Linked DNA regions of Homo sapiens: region 2 is linked to region 1. The links are chromatin loops, found by intact Hi-C in ENCODE. Cell type or tissue: K562. All regions are shown on one strand. Each heading gives the region's core, and the rest is flanking DNA. Links, peaks and the distances in the headings are about the cores only. Region 1 holds the start of C3orf33 (chromosome 3 open reading frame 33). Region 2 has its middle 110 kb from the start of GMPS.

Evidence for each region. Hi-C counts contacts between places; a loop is a spot of excess contacts. Peaks named below come from ENCODE experiments on the same cell type or tissue, not always from the same donor. Only the 100,000 strongest peaks of a DNase experiment are listed, where the experiment ranks them.
Region 2: a loop joins it to region 1, with 7 times the contacts of the local background. A loop is called at or near these places in 3 of 110 quality-filtered maps.

The regions. Positions count from the first base shown.
Region 1 is chr3:155,803,837-155,809,217 of GRCh38, reverse strand. It overlaps C3orf33 (chromosome 3 open reading frame 33), which reads left to right and starts at 2,940. Exons shown (of 5, transcript NM_001308229.2): 1 at 2,940-3,079. The coding sequence starts at 2,966. RefSeq lists a silencer at 2,656-3,005. In K562, for the core only: a CTCF peak has its summit at 2,916 (motif pointing left); DNase peaks (open chromatin) are centred at 2,887 and 3,197; H3K4me3 peaks cover 1,486 bases.
Region 2 is chr3:155,981,512-155,986,892 of GRCh38, reverse strand. No RefSeq gene overlaps it. Among named protein-coding and RNA genes, the nearest start is that of GMPS, 110 kb to the right of the region's middle. In K562, for the core only: a CTCF peak has its summit at 2,859 (motif pointing right); no DNase peak of the experiment used is centred there.

The DNA of each region.
Region 1 (5,381 bases), core at 57-5,056:
ATTCTCATGAAATATTCAACTTTTTTCTTTTTCTTTGGTCTCTGGGAACACTTACATTAGTATCCAATCATTTTTTTTTTTTTTGAGACGGAGTTTTGTTCTTGTTGCCCAGGCTGGAATGTAATGGTGCGATCTCAGCTCACTGCAACCTCTGACTCCCGGGTTCAAGCAATTATCCTGCCACAGCCTCCTGAGTAGCTGGGATTACAGGCATGCGCCACCACACTTGGCTAATTTTTTTGTATTTTTTAGTAGAGATGGGATTTCTCCATATTGGTCAGGCTGGTCTCGAACTCCTGACCTCAGGTGATCTGCCAGCCTTGGCCTCCTAACGTGCTGGGATTACAGGCATGAGCCACCATGCCCAGCCCTCCAATCAATTTTTTAAATGATAATTCCACCTCATTAATTTCAAACATTCAGTAAGAGTCTATTACAGATATGTTCATGGTATTGTAGGAAATTAAGGGATGGGGCAGTGAATCTAAGTGTGGCTTTTCATGTATATCTCTCTGTTGAGGTCATGTAATCATCTTATTCAGTGAGTTTTCAGAAATTACCAGCAGGAAAAGGAACAGTGTGCCTTGGTGGATCTAACTCAGGAGCATAAGTCTCTGATTAATCTGCAGAAGTCCTGGAACAAGCACTAGATTTCTCACATCAATGCATAGTGAGGTGATGCTGAAACATTATTGAAGGAGACTTAAAGACATTTAGAGGACTTAGAGATGTCCAGGTGGCTGACATCTGAAATATTAAGAAAGACTTTGGGATGGAAAGTAGGCAGAATGGACTAACCTGTCTTCAACTAGGACACTGAAAATGCTAGCAGATAGGAGAGAAGAGGTATGGGACATTGGAAAACCAAAAGGAGTAATGTTAGGCAAATGATTGCCTAAGAAATCCACACTTCCTTTCCTTTTATTAACTAAATTTATTTTAAATCTAGTAACACAGAGATATTTTTATTTGAAATAGTGATTATGGATTAATATGTATCTTTGTAGATGGATTTTCCCCAATATCATTTGTGTTCCACCCTTGATGGAAATTTGTAGGTATTTTTGTGATTTGGCCAATTGCCTGTATAAGAGACAGTGTTGTGGTTAACTGCACAGAGTGAGCCAACTGGCTGAGTTGAATGCCTGCACAACATCCCAGTTTATCACTTCTTGGCTAGGTGACCTTAGCTACTGCCTTAATCATTCTGTGCATACTTGCTCTGTAAAACTGGGATTAATAATAGTGCCTACCTCATGAGTTGCTGGGAGGATGAAGGGAGTTAATGTCTGAGAAGCACCTAGAACAATACCTGGCGCATAGCAAGCAAGACCCAAGTGTCAACGATTCTTATTTACTTACTTTCTTGTCTTTTCTTTTTATTGAGACAAGAGTCTTGCTCTGTGGCCCAGGCTGGAGTGCAGTGGTGCGATCTTGGTTCACTGCAACCTCTGCCTCCTGGGTTCAAGCGATTCTTCTGCCTCAGTCTCCTGAGTAGCTGGGACTACAGGCGCATGCCACCACGACTGGCTAATTTTTTGTATTTTTAGTAGAGATGGGGTTTCACTGTGTTAGCCAGGATGGTCTCGATCTCCTGATCTCATGATTCAACCTCCTCAGCCTCCCAAAGTGCTGGGATTACAGGCGTAAGCCACCACGCCCGGCTGTTATTTACTTTCTATTGGCTATAACACAGAGACAATACACTCCTTGAAGCCACCACTCATAATATGTATTGTTAGGAATACAACATAGTCTGTTTTGACTTTTAAAGGTAATATTTGCATAAAGTAAAAAAAAAAAAAAAACTCCAGTAGTATAATTGCACTCTCCAATATAATAGCCACTAGCCATATGTGACTAAATTAATTAAAATTAATAAAGTTAAAAATTCAGTTCCTTGATTTCAGTAGCCACATTTCATGCAGGCAATACCCACATGAAGCTACAGGACATTTCTATCACTGAAAAATGTTTATTAGAGGTGGCAGATTGTGAAACCTCTTGCCCTTTCCTACCTTCCGTTTCCCGGGGTAGTCACTGTTACTAGTTTCTTGTATAGTATTTAGTATTTATTTATTTTTTTAGATGGAGTCTTGCTCTGTTACCCAGGCTGGAGTGTAGTGGCACGATCTTGGCTCACTGCAACCTCCGCTTCCCAGGTTCAAGCGATTCTCCTGCCTCAGCCTCTTGAGTAGCTGGGATTATAGGCGCATACCACCAGGTTCAGCTAATTTTTGTATTTTCAGTAGAGACGGAATTTCGCCATGTGGGCCAGGCTGGTCTCGAACCCCTGACCTCAAGTAATCCGCCCGCCTCGGCCTCCCAAAGTGTTGGTATTACAGGCAGGAGCCACCACACCCGGCCTCAATATATATTTTTATTACATAAATGTTACCATATTATTTGCACTGCTCTGTATCTAATTTTTGTTTTATTTAAAATGTATTAACTACTGTTTTCTAACAGCTCAAAGATTTAGAGCATGTGATATTAGGCTTTCAGAGCAGCTCTTAAAACTTTAAAGCACAATTTGAATATAAGAAATATGCATAGGTTTCAAGGACAGGTCGTATTTGGTTAAAAAATATGCATATGCTGTTCCTTGGGAGCAGGTGGAAGGAATGAATTACTTCAATTTCCTTCCTTGTGTGGCACCTGCGAAAACCACGTTGCAGCTGAGTGAATTGAAGTCACCAGCTGACAATCATCCTACTAGCTTGATAGGGAATGCTTCAGCCCCCACAGTGCTGCTCAGAGATCTCCTGCATCGTGGAATCACCCTGCATAAAAGCGGTTGGGGCACTGTTAAGACGTCTGATATCTGGGGCCCGCCCACTGGCGACTGCAGGTCGCGGGGCCACCCCGGTCCGCGGGGAAGGGGACCCCGCCGCCTTCCCGAGGTGAGCGGCGCCCCCTGCCGCCAGCCGGAGGAGCTCAGGGCCGCTCGCAGGAGGCCGGGAACATGGCGGGGCAGCCCGCGGCCACCGGCTCGCCGTCTGCCGACAAGGACGGAATGGAGCCCAACGTCGTGGCTCGGATCTCGCAGTGGGCAGACGACCACCTGCGCCTAGTCCGGGTACTGGGGCCACGCAGTCTGGGCGGGTGGTGGGCGCGGGGCGGCACAGAGCGACCCTGAGAACAACGTGAGGCCTCAGGCGTGGATCCCGCCGGGGCCGGGGAGCGACAGAAAACTGCGGGGGAATGAGCTCGAGAGGGCGACATCGCGAGTGTCGTGTGTGCGGGGCTGCAGAGGGCCGGGGGCGGGCCAGGGGGCCAGTTCGGCCTCATTATTACAAGGACTGTTCTGGATCCTTGCTGGGCTGTAGGGGGCACCTCAAAGGGTGAGACGCAGCCCAGCTCGGGGATGCCACCTGGTCCATTAGAGCATTTGGGGAGGGCCCAGAGAGGAGACCGAGGAAGAGCAGGGAAGTCCTGTACGCCTTGGGAGAGAGCATTTCTAATTTTTATTTATTTTTAATTTTATTTTTTAGGGACACGGTATTCCTCTCTGGCCCAAGCTGGAGTGCAGTGGCACGATCATAGCTCACTGCTGCTGCTCCACCCACTTCGGCCGAAAAGATCCTCCCACTTCAGCCTCCCGAGTAGCTGGAACCACAGGTTGCGTGCGCTACCCCATCGACTACTTTCTTTTAGAGTTAGAGACTGGGAGTCTTGCTATGTTGTCCAGGCTGTCCTCCAACTCCTGGCCTCAAGTGATCTCCCACCTCAGCCTCCCGAATAGATTTCTTTTTTTTGAGACAGGGTCTCCCTCTGTCACGCCTGGAGTGCAGTGGCACCATTATGTCTCGTTGCAGTCTCCACTTCCTGGGCTTAAGCAATCCTCCCACCTCAGGCTCCCGAGTAGCTAGGGCTACAGGCACTTGTCACCACACCAGGCTAATTTGTTTTTTGTTTGTAGAGGCAAGGTCTTCCTGTGTTGCCCAGGCTGGCCTTGAACTCCTGGTCTCAAGAGATCTGCCCGCCTCGGCCTCCCAAAGCACTGGGATTGTAGGCATCAGCCACTGGTGCCCTGCCTTTTTTTTTTTTTTTTTTTTTAAGTGAAGCACTAAGCCTCTGGAGTTGAAGCAAGAGAGGGACATGTTAGGCCACCAGGCAAGAGAGGGTTGTGGCTAAGACACAGAATTGTGGTGATATGAATTGTTTGGGTGTGAGGTACAAAGAAAGAGGTCCAAGGAGGCTGGTAATAGTTGCTGATAAGGAGAAGGAGTTGGAATAAATGATTTATTGGGGAAAATCTAGAGAACTTTTTGGACACGTACATGGAGATGTGCAAATTTGGAGATCATTATTAGACTTCTAAGCAGAATTGTAGATGCTGTCCTTGGCAACTGGATATGGGGTCCGGTGTTGAAGGGAGATCAGAACCTGACATAGAACATTGGGAATGACCTGCATAAACCTTAAGTAGCATTTAAAGCCGTGGGCTTGAATAACATCTCAGAGCAAGTGAGAAAAGCTACTGAAGAAGCCCTAGAATTTGGGGGATTATAACATTGAGAATCTGGGGAGTAAAGAGGAGGTCAGCAAAGACTAAGAAGAAGCAGACAGTGAGGTAGTAAAAAAGTCAAGACAGCCAGGTGTTCTAGAAGCCAAGTGAAGAAAATGTTTTCAGAAGGAATCATTAACTTTAAAAAATAATACTGGAAAGTTGAGTAAGATAACTTTGCAAATGCTCTACAGCCAAGCAGCACAAAGTCCAAAGCCATGCCTGTTTTCACTCATCATTGTAGCCCCAGTTCTTAGAGTAATGCCTGCTACTTAGTAAGTGCTAGATAAATATTTGTAGCATCATTGAATGGTAAATAATATATGTGTTAATTGGTGAAAACTCATTTCTTCCAGTTAAGCAGTAATAGATGCATGGGTTATTTCAAATTAAAAAATGACTTCAGAAGGATTATGGGAGGAAGTTGTGTAAATTAGAACATAGTTATAATATTACAAATAATCCAATCACAGAACCCAGAGTATGTACCTTTGTGCATATTTTCAATCTCATTTCCTTTTTCTTTTTTTTTAGACCAAGTCTTGCACTTGTCCCCCAGGCTGGAGTGCAATGGTGTGATCTCGGCTCACTGCAACCTCTGCCTCCCAGGTTCAAGTGATTGTCCTGCCTCACCCTCCTGAGTAGCTGGGATTACAGGTGCCTGCCACCAAGCCTGGCTAATTTTTGTATTTTTAGTAGAGATGGGGTTTCACCATGTTGGCCAGGCTGGTCTCGAACTCCTGACCTCAGGTGATCTGCCCGCCTTGGCCTCCCAAAGTGCTGGAATTACAGGCATGAGCCACTGCGCCGGCCTCTTTTTTCCTTTGAGACAGAGTCTCACTCTGTCGCCCAGGCTGGAGTGCAGTGGCAC
Region 2 (5,381 bases), core at 328-5,327, 180 kb before region 1:
AAAATAGCTTTTCCAATCTGTTTCCCTGTAGGTTGTTTGTCTATGATGAACTTTGTTAAATAAGAATTCTTAATTTTGATGAAAATAAATTTTTAATTTATAGTATCTACTACTTCGAGTCTTGTGTAATTAGACTGTCCTCAGACAGCATCCTGTATTTTCTTCCATAAACTATAAAGTTTTACTTTTCATATTAAAGTTTTTAATCCACCTACATGTTATGTGGAGAACTGGAGATTCATGCTACCTCTCAAAGAAACAAGAGTAGGCTGGGCACAGTGGCTCATGCCTGTAATCCCAGCACTTTGGGAGGCTGAGGTGGGCAGATCACTTGAGGTCAGGAGTTCAAGACCAGCCTGACCAATATGGTGAAACCCCATCTCTCCTAAAAATACAAAAATTATCCAGGTGTGGTGGCAAGCACCTGTAATCCCAGCTACTCGGGAGGCTGAGGCAGGAGAATCACTTGAACGCGGGAGGTGGAGGTTGCAGTAGGCTGGGATCATGCCACTAAACTCCACCCTGGGCAACAAAGCAAGATGAAAGCAAGAAAGCAAGGAAGGAAGGAAGGGAGGCAGGGAGGGAGGGAGGAAGGGAGGGAGGATGGGAGAGAAAAGTAAATCAGTTAGGAATATTAGTAAACAATGACAAATTTTTCAAGAGAAGCCAGAAGTTGAATTCTTTTGTATGTAACATCTCCTGATATTTAAAACATGGTGCTGTTCAAACAAAACATAATGTGACCCAGACTTGTCCTGTGAGCTGCCAGCTTTTTTCCTTTGAGTTGCAAGATTTTTCTTTCATACGTTGACCTGACTTTTGATGCCTTGTAGTCTAGTTATTAAACAAGGGTTTTTGCTTTCACTGCTTTATATTGTTTCTACATTTATTTAATATGGCTTATCTATACCTAACTTGTTCCTAATCCTGCCCATTTAGCAGTTTTATCCCCATCTTCACACAGGTTAAATAATGGACCATAATTCTATCAGCACATTTATTATTACAATAATACTACCTCATAGCAACAGGGGTAACCACATGTTTCTCAAGAACCAAAATCAATGGGAATAAAAGAGGAGTCATTTTTCTGCCATCTGTCTCACAATGCAGACTCCAGGAACATATGCTTACACCAAGGACTTCCTGGAGAGGCATTGTTTAGAAAATGAGGCTGTGAGTACCTTGAGAGTAACTGCTGTGTCTTCAATTGCATCAAAGACCCAAGAGCTCCTCACAAAAACATTTATCTGAGAAGTTCCTTTGTCCCCTTATCCTCTAGAAAAATGAATGTAAGGGAACTCAACATCAAAGTAGGTATGGACGTGGCCAATAAAAACTTTGCACAGGCTGGGCGCTGTGGCTCATGCCTGTAAGCCTAGCACTTTGGGAGGCCAAGGCGGGTGGATTACTTGAGGTCAGGAGTTCAAGACCAGCCCGGCCAACATGGCGAAACCCCGTCTCCACTAAAAACACAGAAATTAGCCAGGCGCAGTGGCGGGCGCCTGTAATTCCAGCTACTTGGGAGACTGAGGCAGGAGAATCGCTTGAACCTGGGGGGCGGAAGTAGCAGTGAGCCAAGATAGTACCACTGCACCCCAGCCTGGGTGACAGAGTGGAACTCTATCTCAAAAAAACAAAAAAAAAAACTTCTCACAGTAGTGATCACAGTCCTGGAAAGTCTTGGATAAGAAAATTCTAAATAGCCAATTTACAATAAACTAGGGAGGAACTTGGTAGACACTACATGGCAAATTGTATTAATATTCAAAATATCTGATACCCCTTTTGGTGGGAAGACTATACTTTCCACCACACTGATGTCATGCTTGGCCATGTGACTTCTACTTCCCTTTCCTGTTGTGTATTCATCCCCACTCCATTGAATGCAGATGGCATGCTTTGGGACAAGAAATGTGAGTAGAGGTGCTGTGTTCCTCTTTGGAACAAAAGCTTCTCTTTTCCTTTGACTGGCATGTCTCGGGGGAGCCCACTTCTTCAAGCTGAGTTGCATAATAAAGATGACAGGGAGCAAAGCCTCCACTGACTTGCAATCAATATGGAGCATGAGTGAAAAATACACCTTGGTTGTCACAAGCTATTGAGATCTTAAGGCTGTTTGTCACCACAACATAACTTAGCCTAAACTGACCGATGAAATTTACTGCAACAAATCCATAATACTTTATATTTTGGACACATAAATTTTCTTCCAAACAATGCATAGTGCTTTATGTTCTCTGGCTAATTCTCTCAAATGCAGTCAATGGTTCGATTTGGTTTGGCTTTGACATTATCTATTTTAATAAATACAATTACTATTGTATTACCTCTCTGCCTCCAAATACCAAGGAGTCTCTCCACCAGACTACTAAGAACACTATTTTTAAAATCTGAAAAGTGTTTTGAGAACTTAGGAGTGAGTTAACCTTAAGGTTCTTTACTTTAAAGACCTCTGTGAAGAACTAACTTCTGGTTTTCAGTCCAGCATGTAAGAAACTTGGAAGTCACCATTCCATCCTAATAACAAGTAAAAAAACTGAACAAATGGAAAAATCAACAACTCTTCTTAGATCCATCAGAGAAAAGAAGTTCCAGAGCAAACCACTTCCTCAAAATTTGGAGAGAGTAACAGGTACAGAGAATTGCAACTTAACAGAGCAGAAACCTCTTCAGGAACCAGTGCCAAGGTAGGGAAACCTGAATTATAATTGAGGAAATGCTAGAGGCTCAGAATAGATAAGACTGAGGTTTAAAACTTTAGAAAGGCCTCACACTTTTGTCAGTGTTCACTCCTGGAGCTCCACCAGGTTCTTACAGTGAATATCAAGGGAAAATCCCCTTGTGCTTCCAATAGGGGGCGGGGAAAGATAACCTTGAAATATGCCACAGCATTCTGTTCTTCTTAACAAGAACTTCCCTCAGGAGAAACTATTTTATCACAGCCTAACCTACTGGAGTTTTATCAGAGTGAAACCCACCTAGGGGAAGGAATATATCCAACTCCAGCTCCTTCTAGCCATCCTAGCCCACCTAAGATGGTGGCTCTGGGGGAAATGAGAAACATATGCGAAGTTCACAGTTTAAAGTTAAAGGCTCACTAAAAGACTGAAACCCAATCATAGAACTACAGAATGCCTCCTTTTTCCCCACACCTTATCACCACATCACTAAAGGACTATTTACCAGAGCTACTTTCACCCAGTCCATCATGTCTGGCTTTCAAAAAAAAATTACAAGGCATACTAAAAGGCAAAAAACACAGTTTGAAGAGAGAGCAAGCATCTAAAGCAGACTCACATGTGGCAGGGATATTGGAATTATCAGACTGTGAATTTAAAGCAACTGTGATTGGCTGGGTGTGGTGGTTCACACCTGTAATCCCAGCATTTTGGGAGGCTGAGGCAGGTGGATCACCCGAAGCCAGGAGTTTGAGACTAGCCTGGCCAACATGGTTAAACCCCGTCTCTACTAAAAATGCAAAAAAAAAAAAAAAATTAGCTGGGCATGGTGGCAGGCACCTGTAATCCCAGCTACTCGGGAGGCTGAGGCAGGAGAATCACTTGAACCCGGGAGGCAGAGGTTGCAGTGAGCTGAGACAGCACCATTGCACTCCAGCTTGGACAACAAGAATGAAACTCCATCTCAAAAAAATAGATAAATAAAAATTAAACAACTGTATTAATAAGCAAAGAGTTCTAATGGAAAAGAAGGCAACATGTAAGAACAGCTAGGTAATGAAGGCAGAGAGACAGAAATTTTAAGAAAAAATTTAAAAATTGTTAGAGATCAAAAACACTGTAATGGAAAGAAAGAATGCCTTATATGGGTTCATTTGTAGATTAGGCACAACTGAGGAAAGAATCTCTGAGTTTGAGAACATGGCAAGAGTCCTGTTATTTGGGTTTTTTTTTTTTTTTTTTTTTCTTTTGAGATGGAGTCTCGCTCTGTTGCCCAGGTTGGAGTGCAGTGGAGCGATCTCGGCTCACTGCAACCTCTGCCTCCCAGGTTCAAGTGATTCTTCTGCCTCAGCCCTCGAGTAGCTGGGACTACAGGCAGGCACATGCCACCATGCCTGGCTAATTTTTGTATTTTTTAGTTGAGACAGGGTTTCACCATGTTGGTCAGGCTGGTCTCGAACTCCTGACCTCGTGATCCACCTGCCTCAGCCTCCCAAAGTGCTGGGATTACAAGTGTGAGCCACCATGCCCAGCATGGGGTTTTTAAGTGTAAAAATATACACAAGTCTGAAACATCTCCCTTTGGAATCTTTGAGTTTCAAAGTTTTAGCTTTATAGTGCAGCTTCCCTTTGAGCTTCATTCAAAATTATAAGATGGAAGAAATCTGGGGAGAAAAAAAAACATAGCCAATTACAGCTCTGAATACTCCAACATCTGTTCCTGACAACAGAGAGTAAAGTTTCCCCTTGTTGCATTTGTCACCCTCTAAAGTAAAGGAGCAAGAGACACAGTGAAAGTGAAGCCCGGAAACACTAGTAAAGCAACTTACAATACTACCCCCAACATCTACTTAGTCCTAAAGCTCAGGACAATCTTGCCAACAAACACAATTTTGGTTTCTCTTAGACAGCCAGAGAAACACAGGGTAACACAAGGGAAATCTCATGCAAGTGAAGTTAAATATCTGTGAGGTTTTTTCTTGAATTTGCATTTCTGAAAATTCTCCTTTATTTCCCATCTGGCCTCCTGAGGAGTGAGGGTATTCTGTGGGCATCCAGTTATTAGAGTAAGTATTTTTACATTCTATAGCCATTTTATATGGATACTAGATCATGTTTACATTTTTACAGTGACATTTCTAAGGTTTATAATAGTCCACATTCGTGATAAAAATGGAAATATTGAGAAAATTTAGGCCATTGGGATCGTAGCCAGTAGTATCCTTCAACAGTGAATAGAACTTGACTATTTAAGGGCTTAAGAACACATTATTTTTTCTAGCTTTTAACTTGATGACATCATCATACAGGTATTTCTGTAAAAGAATTTAAGTTTGGGTAACATAAGCCCACTGGCCTCACCCCAAGTTACTCTCACCGTACCTTGGAATTACAGCTATATGACCCATCAGCACACATTCTTGCACCTTAGGAATTCATGCTCCTTATCACTGTACCATAAGGCCTCTTCCAGAAAAGAAAAAAAGAGAGCATACTCCCCTAATGTATTCTATCAGGTAAGTAAAAACTCAACATGAAAAAAGACAAGTACAATATGAGAAAGAAGTATTACAAGCCAATCTCACTTATAAACATAAATGAAAAACTCCTAAACAAAATATTGACACAACACATCCAGTAGGGCACAAAAACAATGACATATCTTGACCAAGTTTGGTTTATAACAGAAATTCAGGGGTA